2 separate regions of the Homo sapiens genome follow, and region 1 is linked to region 2. Evidence: chromatin contacts called from ENCODE Hi-C or POLR2A ChIA-PET data. All regions are on one chromosome and are shown on one strand. Each heading gives the region's core, a stretch centred on a gene start or an enhancer-like site at or near the end of the contact. The rest is flanking DNA. Distances are from core to core; before and after follow the strand shown. Region 1 has its middle 51 kb from the start of TBC1D23. Region 2 overlaps CMSS1 (cms1 ribosomal small subunit homolog).

Region 1 (4,450 bases), core at 525-3,024, 140 kb before region 2:
TGTCTATTTGAAATTGATTTTAGTTCAGTCAACCTAGTTCCCCTTGTTGAAACATCCCAGTCATCTCCAGCCCTTCAGAGATCTTTGGTTCTGTTACTTCACTGTCCAGTTTTGTTTCCTCCTTTTCTTTTTAAAGCTTGACTTTATTGATGGAAGAAGGACATTTTCTTGTTTTTCAGCATGATGTGAATTGCCATCATGGCAAAGGAGGCCAACCATGTCATAGCTCCTGTCACTGTGTAGGCAAGACCTAAGAAAAGGCTATTACCCCCACACCATGTCAGGGTGGAGAGAACAACTGATTTTTCTCCGTGGAACCTGGTTACTGGGAAGTCTAAGAAGACCTGTTAAGAATCTGACTCAACACTTCACATTTCTAGTATTGCATATACTGAATATATTAGGTTGACACATATAAAATTGCTCTTTTTTATAGGTAAAAAAATGGTTAAATATCTAATCTCATATGCTGCAACTTAATCTTTACCAAGCACTACTCTGTATCTTGCTGGAATGAAAATAAAAACAAGCCTTCCCTCTACATAGTTGTAAGCTACGAAAGAGATTCTGACACAGATCTGAATGACTTATAGACAACTGATAATGAACAAATATATTTAATTTCCTTTGGCAAACCCAAGGAAATTACAATCATACAAACCTAAATTTTTATATATGAATTAGAAGACCCAGGGCAGGCTATAGTCCTTTAGTAGGCTAAGGTTTGAATTCCTACCTCAGGGAAAATTCTTTAAGGGGAGTGAAGAACAAGCAAACAAAAAGATCACAAAACATTTTTGGTAGTCGAACTAAAGGTGGTACATTCATTTGGGTTTTGGAAAGGCCAGTATCCCCATGCTGGGGAGAAAGTGTTTGAAGTGGGTTTGCTATCATTAGCATTTTAATGATGTCATTTTGATTATACATGTGGCCTGAGGTTTTTAAACATCTGGTGCCTTTTGTAAACCAAACTAATAAACAAAGAAAGGCTTCTCATAGCAACGGCACAGGAAGGAGGCATTTCCCAGCAAAGCTATTAAAGGGCCTCAAATCACTTGGCAACGTGCTATTTAAAGGCACAAGGAAAATTAGTATGAAACTAGTTCTCTCTCTTCTTTTCCATCAGAATTCCTCATTGTCACCAGGTCCTTGGGTGCCACCTCAACCCATCTGCCTGTTTTCTCCCTCCCTCAGTTCTATATGAGAAGGTCTTCTCCTCATACACAGAACATCTTTTTTCCCCTTAGAAATGGTAGGCACTTTCTTAGTCTGGTTGGATAATACTCACACCAGAGCTGTACCCAGGTAGTGCAGTTATAGGCCTGAAGCTTAGGATTGAAGTTCTATGTACACAAAAAATTTTGATTTGAGAGGGATTAGCATTAAGACATGACTGTGAATGAAGTCACCCAGGGAAAGCATGTCCAGAGAGGAGAAACAGAATGTCTCTGTTATTGGGAACATGCCTCCCTTCCTCATCCTGCCAACCCCAAGGTCATTGTAACACATCGTGGGATAGTAGTGCATGAAGTTTTTTCCTGCTCCTCGAATGCACCCATAACTGCTTTAATGGTAAGGCAGTCCCAAAATTGACAGAATCAGAAGGCCCACCTTGAGAGACCAGTTTTAAGCAACTTTCAACCTCTGCTTCAATTTTTTTGAGGGAGAGAGGAGTTTGCTGAAATTCTTATTCAAAGGGTTTACTCTTTGATCTGTACCTATAATGCTCCATGAGAGGCAATTTGTGGCTTTCATTTTCATTTTCATAGAACTAGACACCCTGCTAAAGGGACTAACTGAAGTCATACCTCCTCCTGGTCAGTAAACAAAAGGAGACAAAAAGCTGAGAGGCAGAGATCATGTCTCATCAGTGGGGGCCTTTCTGACTGAGAAATGCTCCCACTTCCCTGTCAGAATGGAAATGTCCACATACCTGTTCTAGGATGGAAAAGAAGAAAAGTTGGAGCAGGGAACTGGAGCACATGCCATCATTCCCTTCTCCTCAAGAATTTCTTATTCAGCCTCCCTGAAAGGTAAAGAAACTAAGGAGGTGGACAATTTTGTGTTAAAATTGACCCATTGGGGGTCCCATTGAACAACTAGCCAGGAGCCTTGGGAGGATGAACACAGCGGTGCTAACTGGGCTGCAATTTCAAAGTCGTGTAAAAGGCCTGGAATGATTCTGCCTCCAGAGAATGCTACCTCAGGGAGAATCAGGAGGAGACTTGAAAATTAAATCTAAAGACCAGAGTTAGTGTAAATTGTATTTAAATATATAATTTCTTAAAGGTAGTGTTTGGTGCCATGCTAAAGTTAAAGCCTGTTTGTTTTCAAATCAAGAACTACATTTGTATTTTTACATTAAGTGAAAAAATTCAGACTCTTATATTTAAGCATGTGTCAGCCTGGGCAACAAGGGAGACCCCATCTCTGAAAAAAAAAAAGAGAGAGAGAATTAGCTGGGCATGGTAGTGAGTGCCTATAGTCCAAGCTACTTGAGAGACTGAGGTGGGAAGATCACCTGAATCCAGGAGGTCAGGACTGCAATGAGATGTGACTGCGCCACTGTACTCCAGCCTGGGCAACAGAGCAAGACCCTGTCTCAAAAGTAAATATGTAAATGAAAGTAAAAATAAACATATGTCTCCTAAGTTGGACCATATATTCCTAATCATTAGGGCACTAACTCCCACATGCTGGCTTTGTGCCTAAGGGAGGGGGGAACACGGCATCTTCAGTGCAGAGCCTGTTGCACACCTCACGTGGATTTGGATGAACTGGACCTGTCCCTTGAGTCCACAGCTCCTGTGGTCTATGATACTTTTCCCTACAATAAAAGGTTCTATAGTCTCAGTTTTAGTAATTTTTAGTCTATATTTACTTATCAAACTCCTCTCTATTTTCATAGTCTTCCATCTCCTCCCATCCTATCTGGCATGCTTCTCCTCACAGTTTTTTTAACAGATCTCTAGGCCCAGTGTTATTTAATCTTTCTTTCTTTCTTTTTTTTTTTGAGACGGAGTCTCACTCTGTTGCCTAGGCTGGAGTGCAGTGGCGCGATCTCGGCTCACTGCAACCTCCGCCTCCCGGGTTCAAGTGATTCTCCTGCCTCACCCTCCTGAGTAGCTGGGATTACAGGTATGCGCCACCATGCCTGGCTAATTTTTTTTGTATTTTCAGTAGAGATGTGGTTTCACCATGTTGGTCAGGCTGGTCTCGAACTCCTGACCTCATGATCTGCCTGCCTCGGCCTCCCAGACAGAGTCAAGACTGAGAGAAATCTATACAAAAACAAAACAACAACAACAACAACAAAAACCCTTGCTAAACTAACCTTTATCTTCCTAGTTACATTTCTACAATTGCCATTCTTTGTTCAACCTAGTATATGAGAACTTAGACTTAGTCACTTCTTTTTTTAGTCTCCATTTTTCTTGTAAGGGCTCACATGTACATTTAAAGGCATAAAATTCATATGCTTTTCTGTTATTAATCTGTCAGTCCCAGCTGGAGCCTCTGGGAGGGAATAGGAGAATTTTATCCTCCTTTACACTTTTTTTTTTTTGTATACAGATTTGATTAGAAAATAGAAAAGTATAGAATGAAATAGCTCAACAACTAGCAGCCAGGTTTTCTTTCATCTTCAGAAAGAAAAGTGGTATAAAAGGATACTATAGGTTATGTTGAAACTATAATTACCAGCAGGCAAGCCTTCTATAAAATGGTGTGTTCGACTGAGTCGACCATACAGTTTTTTGAAAGTGGGAAAGGCAGCTGCCCGCATCCACACAATGAAGTCATCATTGAGGAAGCCATTGTTTCTTGGATCCTTTTTATCCAAGTCATAGATAGGCTTGGGCCAGTTTGGGGGCTTTGTGGTTCTTGTGGGAAGAAAATAAGGGATATGATAGAGAAAAAAATCACCTATCCTCTTCAGTTTTCTTTAGAATGTAGAGAATGAAAGAACTTCTGCATTCTTGAGGAAATAGAAATAGAAATTATACTTTTTTAAAAAGTGTGTATGTGTGTGTTAGCTACCTGAGTGTGCAACCATGAAAAATAATGGCTTTAAAGATTCTAAGGAAATGATCATGATATTTTCATTAAGTTAATAAAGAGCAGAATATTGGCTGGGTGTGGTGGCTCACGCCTGTAGTCCCAACACTTTGGGAGGCCCAGGTGGGTGGATCACTTGTGGTCAGGAGTTCAAGACCAGCCTGGCCAACATGGTGAAACCTGTTTCTACTAAAAATACAAAAATTAGCTAGGCATGGTGGTGCACTCCTGTAATCCCAGCTATTTGGGAGGGTGAGGCAGGAGAATTGCTTGAACTTGGGAGGTGAAGGTAGCAGTGAGTCGAGATCACACCATTGCATTCCAGCCTGGGCGATAGAGTGGGTAAGACTCCATCTCAAAAAAGAAAAAAAAAAAAGAGCAGACTATCAAATTA
Region 2 (3,936 bases), core at 992-3,491:
CCCAGCATAAATTGACAGTGATATGTCTGAAATAGGGGGTAATTATAAGAACTTAAAAAGAAAGTTTGGAAATGCTAATCCATCCAAAAAAAAAAAAAAAAAAAAAGAGAGAGTAGCTTCTCTTAAAAACAAACAAACCCCTTTCTTTTAAAAAAAGAACTTGGCTTATTTTTTTCTGTATAACTGAATAGCTTAAAAGCAAAACAAAAAAAGGGCATTACATAGTGAGAATTTAATAAGGAAAATCATACACAAAGAAAACCACAGGCCAGGCGCGGTGACTCATGCCTATAATCCTAGCACTTTGGGAGGTCAAGGCAGGCAGATCGCCTGAAGTCAGGAGTTCGTGAATATCCTGGCCAACATGGTGAGACCCGGTCTCTACTAAAAATACAAAATTAGCCAGGCATGGTGGCACATGCCTTTAATCCCAGCTACTTGGGAGGCTGAGGCAGGAGAACTGCTTGAACCCGGGAGGTGGAGGTTGCAGTGAGCCGAGATTGCGCCACTGCACTCCAGCGTGGGCCAAAAGAGTGAAACTCCGTCTCAAAAAAAGAAAAACAACAACAACAAAAAAACCCCACGATGATATGAAGTCTTTATTCATAGACAACTTTTGATGGGGATGGGCAGTATCTTATTACAACCCCATACATCCACTTAAATTGGCACAAGGTTTATCTGTAAGTTTTATACCTTAAAATGTATTTAAGTTGAAAACTAAACTGATGGGGAGAATAAATCAACATTATTTAATATTCAAGTCCTAAGTAAAACAGAGTACTCAAAATTGGCACTAGTATAAAATTTTCTTTAAAATTTCATTAATTAGAAGAGATCAAACAGTCATTTCAGATATGTCTATTAATTTTACTCTGATCACACTCTTTCAAGTATTATGGTGATCAATTTTCCCCACAAACTTGCAAGGGAGAAACAACTGACCTCCCCACAAAATCTAACTTCAATTAACTATCTAAGGATGATATTCAGTGTTTCTCACATTAAAGGAGTTCAGAATCATGCTCTGGCTGTAACAGGAATGAGCACAGAGCACTTCATGTTAGCTGTTTGGTATCACTGTCCAAATCCACGGCCTCTTTCTGCATACCTTATGACAGTGCCATGTGTACATCCTTAATCAAATACTGTTAATTTTTAACGCATGAGTTTTTTATTTGAGGATCAAACAAGAATTATGTTTGAAATAAAAGGAAAAAAAAGGAGAAAAATATCTTAATGTACCATAGACTTGAATTACCCTATCAAACCAGATTTTCTTTTTTTAAGTTTCCAACAAAATGAACTGGATAGTGTGAGTCCTCTATTTCTCATATCCAGGGTAGATATCAGCTCCCTCTCGTAGGGCAAATATTTCTGCTTATGCCCTCACAAATAGACTGGCCCTCCATTCTGCCACCTCCTCTTACCACAAATTCTGAAATTTCTGGCAGAAAAGAGATCTGTCAAAACAGGTTACTTGTATTTTTATTGGTTCCTCCAGACCATGACGACATTTCCTGATAGGCAATGCCAGGAAACTATTAATGTCTGTGAAAAGCAGTGAAAATTCTTAAGAGTATAAACTGTCTGGTGCCTCAGGAGACTGAAGCCTGAAGGAACCACTAGTTTTTAGACTGTGACATTGATTCCATTGGCTGCCGTATCAGAAATCCAAAACACCACTATCAGAGGAGAAGAAAAAGTGTCTTTCCAAAAAGAAAGGTCTGGAACACACAACCAGCCATCTCCTTTCTCTTAACCACTTGCCTGCTTAGAACAGAGCAGGTGAGCATTATGTGGGCAGCTAATGGCTGGCTCAGTTAAGGCTGTTGCAAAAATTAGGTAATTTATTCAAGAAATTAATAGATCTTTTCCCAAGCAGGAGGGGTAATAATGCCTACAACAGGATGAAGAGAGTGTGGCTTTCCCTACAAATGATAGAAAGAATGCAACTAACATCCATGTGCAGAAATAGAATTGCACCTTTTTAAAGGACCTCAGTGATCCGCTCAGTATGTGAGCACTTGATGCCACTGACCTTAAAGGAGTAGGAGCCTTACAGAAGACATGAAACTAAATGGAACAAAACTAGTTTGAGGCACCAGACTTGTATGAGACTTTCAAGTATATCAACTGATCTATTATGAAGTGCCCAAATCACGTGGGTACTTGCTAACGTTCTATCTGGGTTTGTGGAGCAGAACGGCAGCTCCCTGCACTGTCATGTCCCTCTATTTCACAGTGCCACCTGCTGGGCGAGGGTGAGAGCAAGCTGAACTTTCTTGGGAGTGGTACCTGTGAATTCACAAAATAACCTCTGAAATCACAAACAGAAGAAACATCTTTGAGACCAGCCTGGCCAACATGGTGAAACCCCATTTGTACTAAAAATACAAAAATTAGCTGGGCATGGTGGTGGGCGCCTGTATTCCCAGCTACTTGGGAGGCTGAGGCAGGAAAATCGCTTGAACCTGGGAGATAGAGGTTGCAGTAAGCCGAGATCGTGCAACTGCACTCCAGCCTGGGTAACAGAGCAAGACTCAGTCTCAAAAATACAAAAAACAAAAAAACTATTGTTTCAGAATTTTTCATGTTTTAGAAAAGTAAACTGATACATATACTATGTATTATATGAAACTTGCAGTGGGTTCTTTGGCAGCACCCACTAATCCAACATTAATATTCCTATAGCAAGATGTATGAATATTTACATTAAATTGTTAAAGAATCTAGATAGACTTGTGTGTTAGTTCAGATGATGTTTTGTAGTTAAATGTGTTTACTGAGTCAAAAGATACTATATCTCTCTGACACACACACACACACACACACACACACACACAGAGGCTCTTTCATCATTCATGTTTGTCTCACTATGCATCCATCCAGGTTTATAATAACATGGCAAAATTGCTTTAAAGGCCATTTACACATCTACTAGCAGTGTGCAAGTGCACGTCCTAATTCACTGTATCTTTGTCAATACCAGGAATCACCATTAAAAAATTTGCCAATTTGACATGCAAACAATGGTATTTCTTTGATTAAATGTGCATTTCTCTGATTGCCTTGGAGTTTTACATATGCTCCATGTAATCTTTCACAATTTTAGGAAGTAGTTATTCCTAAATTCCCATCATTAGTGGTGGATCCAGGTTGGCTTGACTTTAAAGCTTATGCTGTGGAGGCACTTAAAAGAGGGTTCTTGGAGGTGCCTTGGGTCTTTGGGACACAGACTAACACAAGGACATGAATGACTTGCCTGGGTGGTAGGGTAGGGAAAGCTTTGATTGCATCTGTTTACTAATATTGTGCTTCTCTACTGTGCTTCCCTATTGTACTATACCCAGAGTCCTCCTGGGTGGCCATTAAAGCCTCTTTGAAATGTCAGCCCACTTCACTCAAGGCTTGGATAGAGACCACAGAGACTATTTCAAAGTAGTGTGGTATATATTTAGCACCTACTCAGTGTGCAGTACACAGTTTTTAAACTAGTTAATCATTAATCAGTTTATTATCAAACCAGTATACTACTGAAAATTGAATCATCTAGATAATCTTGTGAATTCTAGTTGTTCTTCTTTCCCCCTAAGGGCTTATATTTACATTAAATAAACCTGTATCTGAATCAAATCTGCAAAATTCAGATGATTTGACAGCATTTTAGATGAAGTGAATTTTGTCAGATTTCACCTGAAAAACACTCACTATCCTCAATCATGTATACTAATGGAGGAATGGGAATAATTGGAGCCAGGGATTCAACAGACATTCCAAAAGCCTCCACCTTTCTTATATATACAACCTTCACCAGGGTGCTTAGTTACCTGCTTTCCAAGGTATGAGTCTCTAGACTTTCACCTGCACCATAGGTAGGCCAGAATAACTTGTATAAATGCCAAGAAAGCCAAGAAGAGAGAAAAGGTCATGGTA

Evidence for each region. A loop is a pair of places that touch in the nucleus more often than their neighbours do. ChIA-PET counts read pairs that join two places held with the same protein, here RNA polymerase II (POLR2A). Pooled maps may share reads with other maps.
Region 1: a map of naive thymus-derived CD4-positive, alpha-beta T cell shows a loop between it and region 2 (5-fold over the local background). The contact joins two enhancer-like sites. A Hi-C loop is called at or near these places in 2 of 168 maps with a recorded cell type or tissue (IMR-90 and naive thymus-derived CD4-positive, alpha-beta T cell) and 12 of 50 pooled maps. POLR2A ChIA-PET finds 5 or more read pairs at or near these places in 3 of 52 experiments (HCT116, IMR-90 and activated T-cell).

The regions. Positions count from the first base shown.
Region 1 is chr3:100,207,460-100,211,909 of GRCh38, reverse strand. No RefSeq gene overlaps it. Among named protein-coding and RNA genes, the nearest start is that of TBC1D23, 51 kb to the left of the region's middle. RefSeq lists a silencer at 1,880-1,929. Within about 2 kb of position 1,774, at least 4 of the 41 ENCODE cell types and tissues checked have a DNase peak (open chromatin) inside an H3K27ac peak, as active enhancers do.
Region 2 is chr3:100,067,261-100,071,196 of GRCh38, reverse strand. The region is part of intron 1 of CMSS1 (cms1 ribosomal small subunit homolog); the gene reads right to left. The region is part of intron 1 of FILIP1L (filamin A interacting protein 1 like); the gene reads left to right. Among named protein-coding and RNA genes, the nearest start is that of FILIP1L, 45 kb to the left of the region's middle. RefSeq lists a silencer at 2,186-2,265. Within about 2 kb of position 2,241, at least 6 of the 41 ENCODE cell types and tissues checked have a DNase peak (open chromatin) inside an H3K27ac peak, as active enhancers do.